2 separate regions of the Homo sapiens genome follow, and region 1 is linked to region 2. Evidence: chromatin loops called from intact Hi-C (ENCODE). Cell type or tissue: endothelial cell of umbilical vein. All regions are shown on one strand.

Region 1 (5,000 bases), 160 kb before region 2:
CACCATTGCTGCCCACTCCCTCCCCTGGTCTCGTCCACCGCTCTTGACATTCTTGTATCTGTCATTTACTTCTCTCCTTTTTCTCCCACCAGAACAGGCTCCATGAATGCAAGGACTTTGTCCTGTTCACCAGGAACAACCTGGAACATAGCAGGTGCAGTCAGCCAATGTTTGAATGGATGGATGATTTATAGAGTACCCATATGCCAATGCAGGTGGACAGACGGGAACTCAGAGCTTCTCAAGCACAAATCTGGGGACAAAAACAAGAAGCACCTTGAACGGGCTGTGTGGAGTGCCCTGGGTAATTGGCACCCGGGTGTTTCGCAAGTTGGCCTGTATGGCCTGCGGGCAGGAACCCACCTGTCCTGCTCACTTCTGTATCCCCACCCAGCCCCTAGGCCTGCACTAGTGCTCAGCAGCAGCTGCATCAATAGCACCTGCTGCCTGAACAGAAAAGGAAGCTTCCCAAGCACCTGTAATCGGCAGTTTGGTCTCAGGTCCACCGATCCACCACCTCCCCGCTGGTCTCAGCTGCATCTCTCCACCAAATTTACAGCCCCACTGCCTCATCATCATTGTATTATCCCCGGCTCAAGAGCACAGGGTGCCTGCTCCTTCCTGCCTCTTCCTCCCTTGGAGCCAGGCTTCCCTGCCCCATTTCGGGGTTCTCTGCAGTTTGCCCTACCCCACGTGGACAGACTCCATGGCATCCACTGGTCACTCCAGCCAGGTCAGCGGCCCCACCCTCAAACTCCCCTATACATATCCCACCTCCTCCCATTTGCCCACTGCCCCTGTGACTAGGGAATGCCTCCTTGGTCCCCTCCCTGCCTGTGCAAAAACTGCCTCTCCCTCAAGCCCCACACTGAGGCTTCCCCGCAGCCTGTGTTCCCAGGTCTCGGGGATAGCCCACCTGCCACCCAGACTCTCAGCCCCACAGCACTTCCTCCCTGTGCGTGAGTTTCTGACCATCTTTTTTTGCTCCCCAGGGAAGAAGATGGTTTAATTTCTCCTGTGCCCTCCAGCTGCTGGGCTTTGAGACCTATAGACTAACAGTTCCATTTACGAGCTGCACACTACTGGACAGGCTGGTAACCCTCCGGCCTCTCCATTCCGCCTCCATAAAGTGGGCACACGACCCCAGCCCAGCACCAGCAGGCGGAGGGCACCAACACAGAAGTGGACAAAACCCTGCAAAGCCACAGGTGTGCCCACTGGTGCCAATAGCCCACCTGGTGCCAGCGATGCCCCGCTCAGCTGGGAGAGGCCCAGGCACCACCAGAGACCAGGACAGAGCGGGCTTCAAAGTGTAGCTGGGCCGGGAGAGGTCTCTAGACAAAACCCAGAACAGCCGGTTACATCGAATTTTCAGGTGCACAACTAATAATGTTTTAGTGTACATTACCCCGGATATTCAAATGGACCCGGGTATTCTGCATTTGTATTTGCTCAACCTGGACCCCACTGCCTGTGCCAGTCAGAGGGAGTTTCCCAAAAAGCCCAGCCTCAGGAGGCGACATCAGAGGTGGCCACCCAGGAAGGAGGCGGGGACGGGAAAATGGCAGCCGAGCTTACAAAGAGATGCGCTCCACGATATTTGCTTCCCACTAAAGAGCTGTTTTCTAGAATAAATAAAATAATCTTCTTGCTAACTATCAACAAGGGATTGTTTCGGTAATATTTTTCCACTCCGGTATGATTCTGCAACAACTCGGAAAACAAAGCAGTCACTCCCACAACAAAGATCCCTGTGGAAACCGCTCACCTCCATCCCGAAAGTCAGTCGTGACTTCACCTCACATTCCGCCAGAAACCGACTGCAGATTGTTACCAAAGAATCCTTGTGCAAACAAACACCAGCCAACTGCGACTGAATGGCAGGAAATGTAGCAGCTTTTTCTAATTTTAACTTTCTCCAGGAATGCATTCCTTCTAAACACGCTGGGCAAATTCTCCCCAGACCCGTGCATTCCTCTGCGGTCAAGCAATCACCTTCAGGGGCCTAAGACAAACTGCAGATTCCAAGTGTGCACTGGCCTGGCTGTGAGGGGTCCCCGAGCTCCAGGTCCCGTGCTGACTCACTGAACGAGGCTCTCCAAAGTGACTAAGAGGTTGGAATGAGCTATCTGAACAGGAAAGCACTCCCAGACTAGAGGGGGAGCCACAGACGGGAACAGAGCCCAGCAGTCTCCACCTCAGGAAGGCAGCATCAAGCAAGAGCGATAAACAGGGGCCGAGTCCACAGGCACCAGTCCATGACCCAAAGACCAGGACACACAGGCCAGGACTAGGAATGCCGCAAAAGTGTAATTCTGCAAATTATCCTCCCGGGACAGAAAAATTCAGAATTGTGCCTGATTTGATTTTAAAAGCCCATGAGGGCAAGGGACAAACCGGGATGCAGTGTCTGCAATGCTCGTAACTAAGAGAGGCTTATTTTCCAGAAAATTCAAAGCACTCCTACAATTAGCCAGGCATGGTGGCACAAGGCTGTAATCCCAGCTACCCAGGAGGCGGAGGTTGCAGTGGGCAGAGCTTGTGCGCCACTGCACTCCAGCCTGGGCGACACAGTGAGACCCTGTCTCAAAAAAACAAAAACGAAAAGCACTCCTACAATTCAGTAAGAAAAACGGGCAAAAACCACAAAAAGGATTTCCGCATGGGAGGAAATCAGAATGGTCAGTGAACATTAGCTTCTGGCAGAACATAAAAACACTCAGATACCATCTCACACCCATCAGACCATCCCCCCAAGTGAAAAAAAGGCGGACAATATTGAGGGAGGGGAGCATGCGGAGGAGCCTGGGCGAACCTGAAGGCTGCTGTGGGAAGTGGAGCTGGACTGGCAGCCAAGGCCCAGCCGCACTCCCTAGATAAACATTTGCACGCTGAGCTGGAAGTCATGTACAAAGACCTTCACAGCAAGTGTGGTTTTTGATAGCAAAGGCTGTAAACAACCTATTGTCCTTTAGGAGCAGAAAGAATAATTAAGCTAAGGCATTAACATACAGCAGTCCCCCCTCACCCCAAGTTTCCATGGTTTCAGTTACCCCTGGCCAACTGTGGTCCCAAAACAGGTGCTACAGTACAATAAGATATTCTGGCAGGGAGAAAACACATTCACACAACTTTTATTACAATATAGTGCTATAATTGTTCTATTTTATTATTCATTATTGTTCATCTCTCAGTGTGCCTAATTTACAAACTAAACTTTCTCATAGGCATGTATACATAGGAAAAAATAAATAGTACATACAGGGTTTGGTACTATCTGAAGTTTCAGGCACCTTCTGGGGGCCCTGTATCCCCTGCAGATAAGGGGGGGACTACTTACAGGGGAAAGGCACATAGTAATGAAAACAGATGAACTACAACTACAGGTATCAACACAGATGAACCTCAAGAACATAATGCTCAGCCAAAAAACGAACTCTTGCAAGACTATGTATTAGCTACCTAATGCTGTGTAACAAATCGCCCCAAACAACAGACTTCTATTATCACACAGTTTCTGTAGGTTAGGAATCCAGATGTGGCTTAACTGGTAAAGAAGAGACTCTCTTCTTCAGGGCCTCTCACAGAGCTGCCATCAAAGTCTTGGCCCAGGCTGGGGTGTCATCTCAAGGCTAGACTGGGGAGGGGTCCTCCAGGGTCATCTGGGGGAGGGGTCCTCCAGGGTCATCTGCTTGTTGTAGCATCCAGTTACTTGTGGCCATGGGACTGAGGCTTCAACTGCATGCTGGCTGCCGGGGGAGGCCACCCTCAGTTCCTTGCCACATGGCCTCTCTATATGGCAGCCTGCTCCACCACAGCCAGCAGGGGAGACCATCTGTTGTCAAGGAAGAAGTTCTAAGCCCACATAATGTAATCACGGGAGGAAGGCACAGCATCAACTTGGATGCATCCTACTGGTTAGAAGCAAGTTGCTAGCTCGGCTCACGCCAAAGGGAGGGGACTTCACAGGATGTGAACACCAGGAGGTGTGGATCACTGAAGGCCATCTCAGAGTCTGCCAGCCACAAAAGATACTGCATGATTCCATGTACATAAAAGTTAAAAACAAAAACAAACGATGTTGCTTAGAAACACAACCCCATGTGATAAAACTAAAAAACAGCAGAGAATGACAACTGCGAAATTCAGGACAGGGACTCCCTCAAATGCTTCAGGTTTATCTGATAAACACATTTTTGCAGGAAGGGGAGAGGATCGGGAGCTGGAAGCTGGGATTGGGAGGGGCAAAGGGAATTTCAAAGTTAAGTTCCATTTCTTGGCCTGAGTAGTGGCTACACAAGTGTTCATTGTTTTTGTGATTGTGTAAACATTCCCAAATATTTTCAAATATTACCTGTATCTACTCAAAGTTCAGGGACCACATGGCTTGCTCCCTTAGCACCCCACAGAACAGTGAGGACAGGGGCTCTGCACCCTGTGAAACCTCAAGAAATGCAGCAGATGCCTCCCTGGCATCCCCGCCTCCACCTTGCCCTGCAAAGAAACGCACCAGCTCTGACCGAGAAGCATGTCCGGCACCCAGAAATCCTGCTGTCTCTCCTCGCCAAACCAAATGCAAAAGCCTCCAGCCTGACCTGGAGGTAGAGCCGTTCCTCCAGAGGTTCAGCATGTTCCTCCACGCAGCGGCATGACTCTCGGATCTCACCAGCCTCTTGCCCTTCAGTTTCAAATGCAGGCCACGGACGCTGCACGACTCGGTCTCTCTCCACAGGGCCAGGGCTCCCCTCCAGGACCTCGAAGCACCCTACTGTTGGGGTGCTTGTCTCTGTTTCAGTTGTCCCTCTTAAGGTAACTGAAAACAACCACGGATTTGCTGGAAGTTGGGAGTCGCCCAGAACCACATCCTGTTTGGCTCTGGCACTGATTCAATCATGCCAATGTCACCCGGACAAAAGAACTTTCTACACAGGCTTAAGAAAGAGACGCGGCACCTGCAGCAGGAAAGGAGCCCAGCCGGAGAGTTCACCGCACCAGTCAGC
Region 2 (5,000 bases):
GTGTGAGAGAGAGAGAGCACAGGCGTGTGTGTGTGAGCACAGGTGTGTGTGTGTGAGCACAGGTGTGTGAGCTTGGAAAGGTGTCTGAGCATAGGTGCGTGTGCACAGGTGTGTAGGTGTATGTGTCAACGAAGACACTGAGTTTCCTTTCATAGTGGACATGATGGCAGTGAAGTCAATGTGTGCAGAAGCAAGAGCCTGAGGACTGAGGTGACCAGGAGAAGCTGCGTCTCCTTAAAATGCACAAAGTCCTGGCAAGGCTGTGGTGGAACTGAAGAGCTCAATGAATGCTAATCAGATCTCCTCAAGCAGCAGCAATGCCTTGGCTGCTGTCTGGATTACATATCTTTGTGACAATATTGCTTCCAACACTAAAGATGCTGTTTCCAAAGGCATTTTCCCAGGACTGAGATTACTGATCCAACACGAAGTAAGACTTTTGTGACTTGTGAAATGTGAATGGTGTTCCCAAAGGATCGCATCAATGTCCAGGACCACCAGCAATGTATGTGTGCACCAGTTCTGGCACATCTGCTCCAGACACGTGACAATTCAGGAGTTAAAAATCTCTTTGCGTTGCTGTTTTCAGTCATGTTTCAGTGATTGACACCCCGATAGCCTTCATTTCTAAGGTAGGGGATATTTTCTCTGAGAAATTGTCACCTTCATACAAAGTCTCAAGAGAGTAAGTTACCAGAATTAAGATGACATATTTGGATCTTAGATTCACAGTGATTTGTGAGTTTTTCACTTATACTTCTCAGACACAATTCAGCCCAGATCATGTGGAAAGACATGTTTGGAAAGAGGAAAACAGCTGGGATAAAATCTTTATTTTGACAGGCAAAATAAAATGGTGCTAATGTCCAAACACGTCTGGACTGTTAATGCTTCTAAAAATGGTCTCCACTTTAGGAAATGATATACATTTTTACACTAAAGGAAATAAATATTTTCTCATAGTCAAACTTAATGTCATTAACTAGACAAGTGAAGAGGGTCATAGATCTTTCTGTAGTTTATACTATAGCTTTGCTTAATAAGACTTAGAGATAGCAACTTGAACTTAATCACATATTATAGTTTTTTTTTTTTTTTTTTGCAGGAAATTTCTTTTAGAATGTAATAAATGCTTAAAGAAGAATTATACTGTGAGTAGAACAGCATGCAGCCTGGCACTTAGCAAGTGATCGAGAAATAATTCATGAGTGAATGAATGAACAGATGACAGATGTAACCAAAAATCAAAACTAAAATCACTTCTGAAGTCGAGGATGCACTTCTCAGTAAGTAACTTTGGTTATGATATCTCTGGTCCTTAAGGAAGAATTCTGGCTGGGCACAGTGGCTCATGCCTGTAATCCCAGCACTTTGGGAAGCCAAGGAGAGTGGACCACTTGAGACCAGGTGTTTGAGACCAGCCTGGCCAACATGGTGAAACCCCATCTCTACTAAAAATACAAAAATTAGCCAGGTGTGGTGGTGGGTGCCTCTAATCCCAGTTGCTTGGGAGGCTGAGGCAGGAGAATCGCTTGAATCCAGGAGGTAGAGGTTGCAGTGAGCCGAGATCATGCCACTGCACTCCAGCCCAGGTGACAGAGACCTGTTTCAAAATAATAATAATAATAATAATAATAATAATAATAATTTCTGAGAGTATATTGTCTCTTCTCCTTAGTTACAACACTGTGCTCTTTCTGGAGCTTAGTTTGATGGTCTTAATTTAAATTATGCCAATAACAAGCATTTTTGAGGAAGTGAGTTGATAACACAAATGCTTCTATGTGTGCAACGAGATCGCATTCTTAAAAAAACACATAACTTATTCTGTATCTGGGAGCAGATTCCATGTTATGAGGCTGTTTTTCAGGCCAGTGCTCCTGCTGTGTGGGCCCATTTAGCACAATTCCTCTGTGGGATTGCAGATGTGTCATAATTTCTAGGCACAAACTAATGTCAATCTGCTTGCACTTAAGTCCTCTGTTGTTAAACTAAATCATTTCCTCCTTTTCAGGCATTTTTCTCATCTGGATTTAACATAGATCTGTTCTCACACAAACATCTGTGGAATGAGCCTGGACATTGCTACGGAGGGCTGGTTAGAGGAGGAGGAAAGAAAGAATAATGGCTAATCATTAAGTTGCAGTGTGGGTGTTTGGTTGGGAAGAACCAGCTGGCGGAGGAATGGATACTACCTCTGACTCAGAGACATGGGCAGTGACCCCTATTGTCTGGCCAAGAAGGAGTCACATGTCTTTGGTGACTTCTTTGTTTACACTCAGAGTTTAACTATGAGGCAGAAATGGTTTCTTTGCCAAAGTCTACATTTGATGAAACATGGCTAATTTTAATTTTAGAGCTGAGCTTGGACCTTTCTTCTAGTCATTGCTCCAAAGTGGTGCTTACGGGAAAGGAGAGTATTCTTCATGATCAGCTCTGTCTTACATTCAAGTGCAGTCAGGCACGGAGGGACTAGAGCATCGGCCCTAGGCCACAGCTGGAAAGTCCTCTGCGTTGCTCAACAGGGGTCACAAAGCAAACTGAGATCATACGTGGGCAAAGGAAAAAAGAGAAGGCAAAACATTCAAAATCTCAAACATTTGAAACCAGATTTCAGTTGAAATATATAAGTTAATCAGTATCAAGCAAAAATGTCAGTCCCCAGAAAGCCAGTCTCTCCTTCACATTTATGTAAATACAGTTTGGGTTCTGATATCATTGGCTGCTGAATTTAATATTGAGACAAAGTGTAGTAGAGTAAAAGGCCTCCCAAAGCCACTTATTCCACTCATTCAGTCAAAAGAAATTTACTAAATGCTTTCCTTGTGAGCAACGCACTAAGCCAAGTTATGGCACTTCACTCTGTCAGCTTTCAAACGCACCATCCTAACACCATCACCATAAACAACATCATCACCAGAACCATCATCATCACCATCATTATCACCACTGTCATAATAACCAATACCATTCCCATTACCCAACACCCCCATCACCATCACCATTCCCATCCCAGCACCTTCATTATCACCATCCCCATCCCCATCTTATCACCATCATCGTCACCATCATCATCTCCAACACCATCCCCATCACTGACACTATCATAATCACCATAATCATCCCCATTCCAACACTATCATCACCATCATCAATACCATCACCAACACTGCCCTCATCTCAACACTATCACTATCCTAACCCCACCACTATTCCAACTCAATCACTATCACCACCACCAACACCATCCCCATTCCAACACTATCATCACCATCACTACCATCACCAACACTGCCCTCATCTCAACACTATCACTATCCTAACCCCACCACTATTCCAACTCAATCACTATCACCACCACCAACACCATCCCCATTCCGACACTATCATCACCATCACTACCATCACCAACACTGTCCTCATCTCAACACTATCACTATCCTAACCCCACCACTATTCCAACTCGATCACTATCACCACCACCAACACCATCCCCATTCCAACACCATCTTCATCACCAACACTATCATCACCATCACTATCATCAACACCATCGTCATTACCGTCACCATCACCATCACAATCATATCAACACCATCTCTGTCCAACACTACCATCATCACCAACGCCATTCTCCTTTGGAACTCTAGGCTTTCTTCGTACATTAGCTCATTGATTTTGGCCCTATGTGGTAGATATTATGGTCCTCATTTGTTTTTGATAGAAATGGAGCCTCAGAACAGTGACATTACTTGCCTGAGCCACATGCTAATAAATGGCAAAACTATATCCATTTTCTACTTCCTCAGATTCTCAGTTTTCTGTGGGATGTATCAGGAGACCACACCACATTAATCATGAAGATAAAAATGACCTTCATAGTAATGTATTATGTTCATATCAGTGCTGAAATGTTTTGAAGCACCTTTAAATTTATTACATCATTTAAGCTTATAGTAATCCCTGTAGAATGACAAGAATGTGTTATTATGGTCAAATTTAAAGCATATTTTGTTAAATATCTCATTTCCAAAATGAACTTGCAGTAAATTAAGTATCTGGTAACACATTTCCAAAATTAATCATTGTCGTCTGATGACACAGAAGTTATTCCAGGGCTATTGGTCAATTCTGGGTCAGTTTCCTCATGGAAACTGCATCTGAAAAGCTAAACTGGAAGGTACCTGTATTCAAAATGGCTAAAGGACTGATTAGGATTAGGATTGATTCCTAAATTAGCAATGACATTTTTTCCCACAAAGGATTATGCTTGGGGTTCCTGAATAACTGATTCCATCAATCATTGATTAACCTCCTCCTACGTGCCTGGTGTTGGGCTGAACTCTGCGGATACAAGAGGAGTAAGACACAGGTCCCGGCCTTGAGAGCTTACCATCCTGTGTGAGAGGCAGACACACAAGGAGAAATGTTCAATGCAGTGACCTGGCTGTGATAGTCGCATCCCAAGTGCTCTACGGGGACAGAGGAGAGGCCCTGAGCTCGCCCATGGGTCTGCCAGCATAAAGGCAAGAGAGGTGTCCAGCCTCAGGCACCTCCTCAGCCCAGTCTAGGAGCATAAATGAGAATTAGCCCAGTAAAAGGCTGGATGACAGAAAGGATCTGGGCAGAATGGACAGCACAAAACAACACTGTGGGTGGGGAAATAGCTGAGGGTGTGTAGGGAGCTGCGCTGGAGTCAAAAGCAACTTGTGTCAGTTTGCCTCAGACTTTCTTAGTTTTAGCACTGAAAGTCTCACATCCTGGCCATCTCCTTAGTCCCAGGCCAACTGGGATAGATGGTTAACCAAGGTAGCAAGCAATAAAGTTAAAAAAGATAGCCAGTGGCTGCATTATGGAGGGTTCTGTGTGTCAAGTGAAAGTTGTTTGGTTTTGTGTTATGGGTGATGGGGATCCACCGAAGGGTTTCAGAGACACTGCATGGTCAGGGAGGGACAGGAGAGATGTGACTTCCTGGAGGGGACAGGCAGCCTCATAATAAG

What was found. Peaks named below come from ENCODE experiments on the same cell type or tissue, not always from the same donor. Only the 100,000 strongest peaks of a DNase experiment are listed, where the experiment ranks them.
Region 1: it touches region 2 in a loop (8-fold over the local background); 3 of 110 quality-filtered maps call a loop at or near these places.

The regions. Positions count from the first base shown.
Region 1 is chr2:234,978,496-234,983,495 of GRCh38, reverse strand. All of the region lies in intron 1 of SH3BP4 (SH3 domain binding protein 4), which reads right to left. It overlaps LOC105373939 (a long non-coding RNA gene), which reads left to right and starts at 4,718. Exons shown (of 3, transcript XR_924008.1): 1 at 4,718-4,809; 2 at 4,931-5,000. RefSeq lists enhancers at 1-36, 2,421-3,158. In endothelial cell of umbilical vein, no CTCF peak of the experiment used is centred here; DNase peaks (open chromatin) are centred at 2,025, 2,855, 3,985 and 4,875; H3K4me3 peaks cover 1,741 bases; H3K27ac peaks cover 5,000 bases.
Region 2 is chr2:234,821,219-234,826,218 of GRCh38, reverse strand. It overlaps LOC101927896 (a long non-coding RNA gene), which reads left to right. Exons shown (of 9, transcript XR_002959457.2): 5 at 1,106-1,286. Among named protein-coding and RNA genes, the nearest start is that of SH3BP4, 130 kb to the left of the region's middle. In endothelial cell of umbilical vein, no CTCF peak of the experiment used is centred here; a DNase peak (open chromatin) is centred at 2,228; H3K27ac peaks cover 1,864 bases.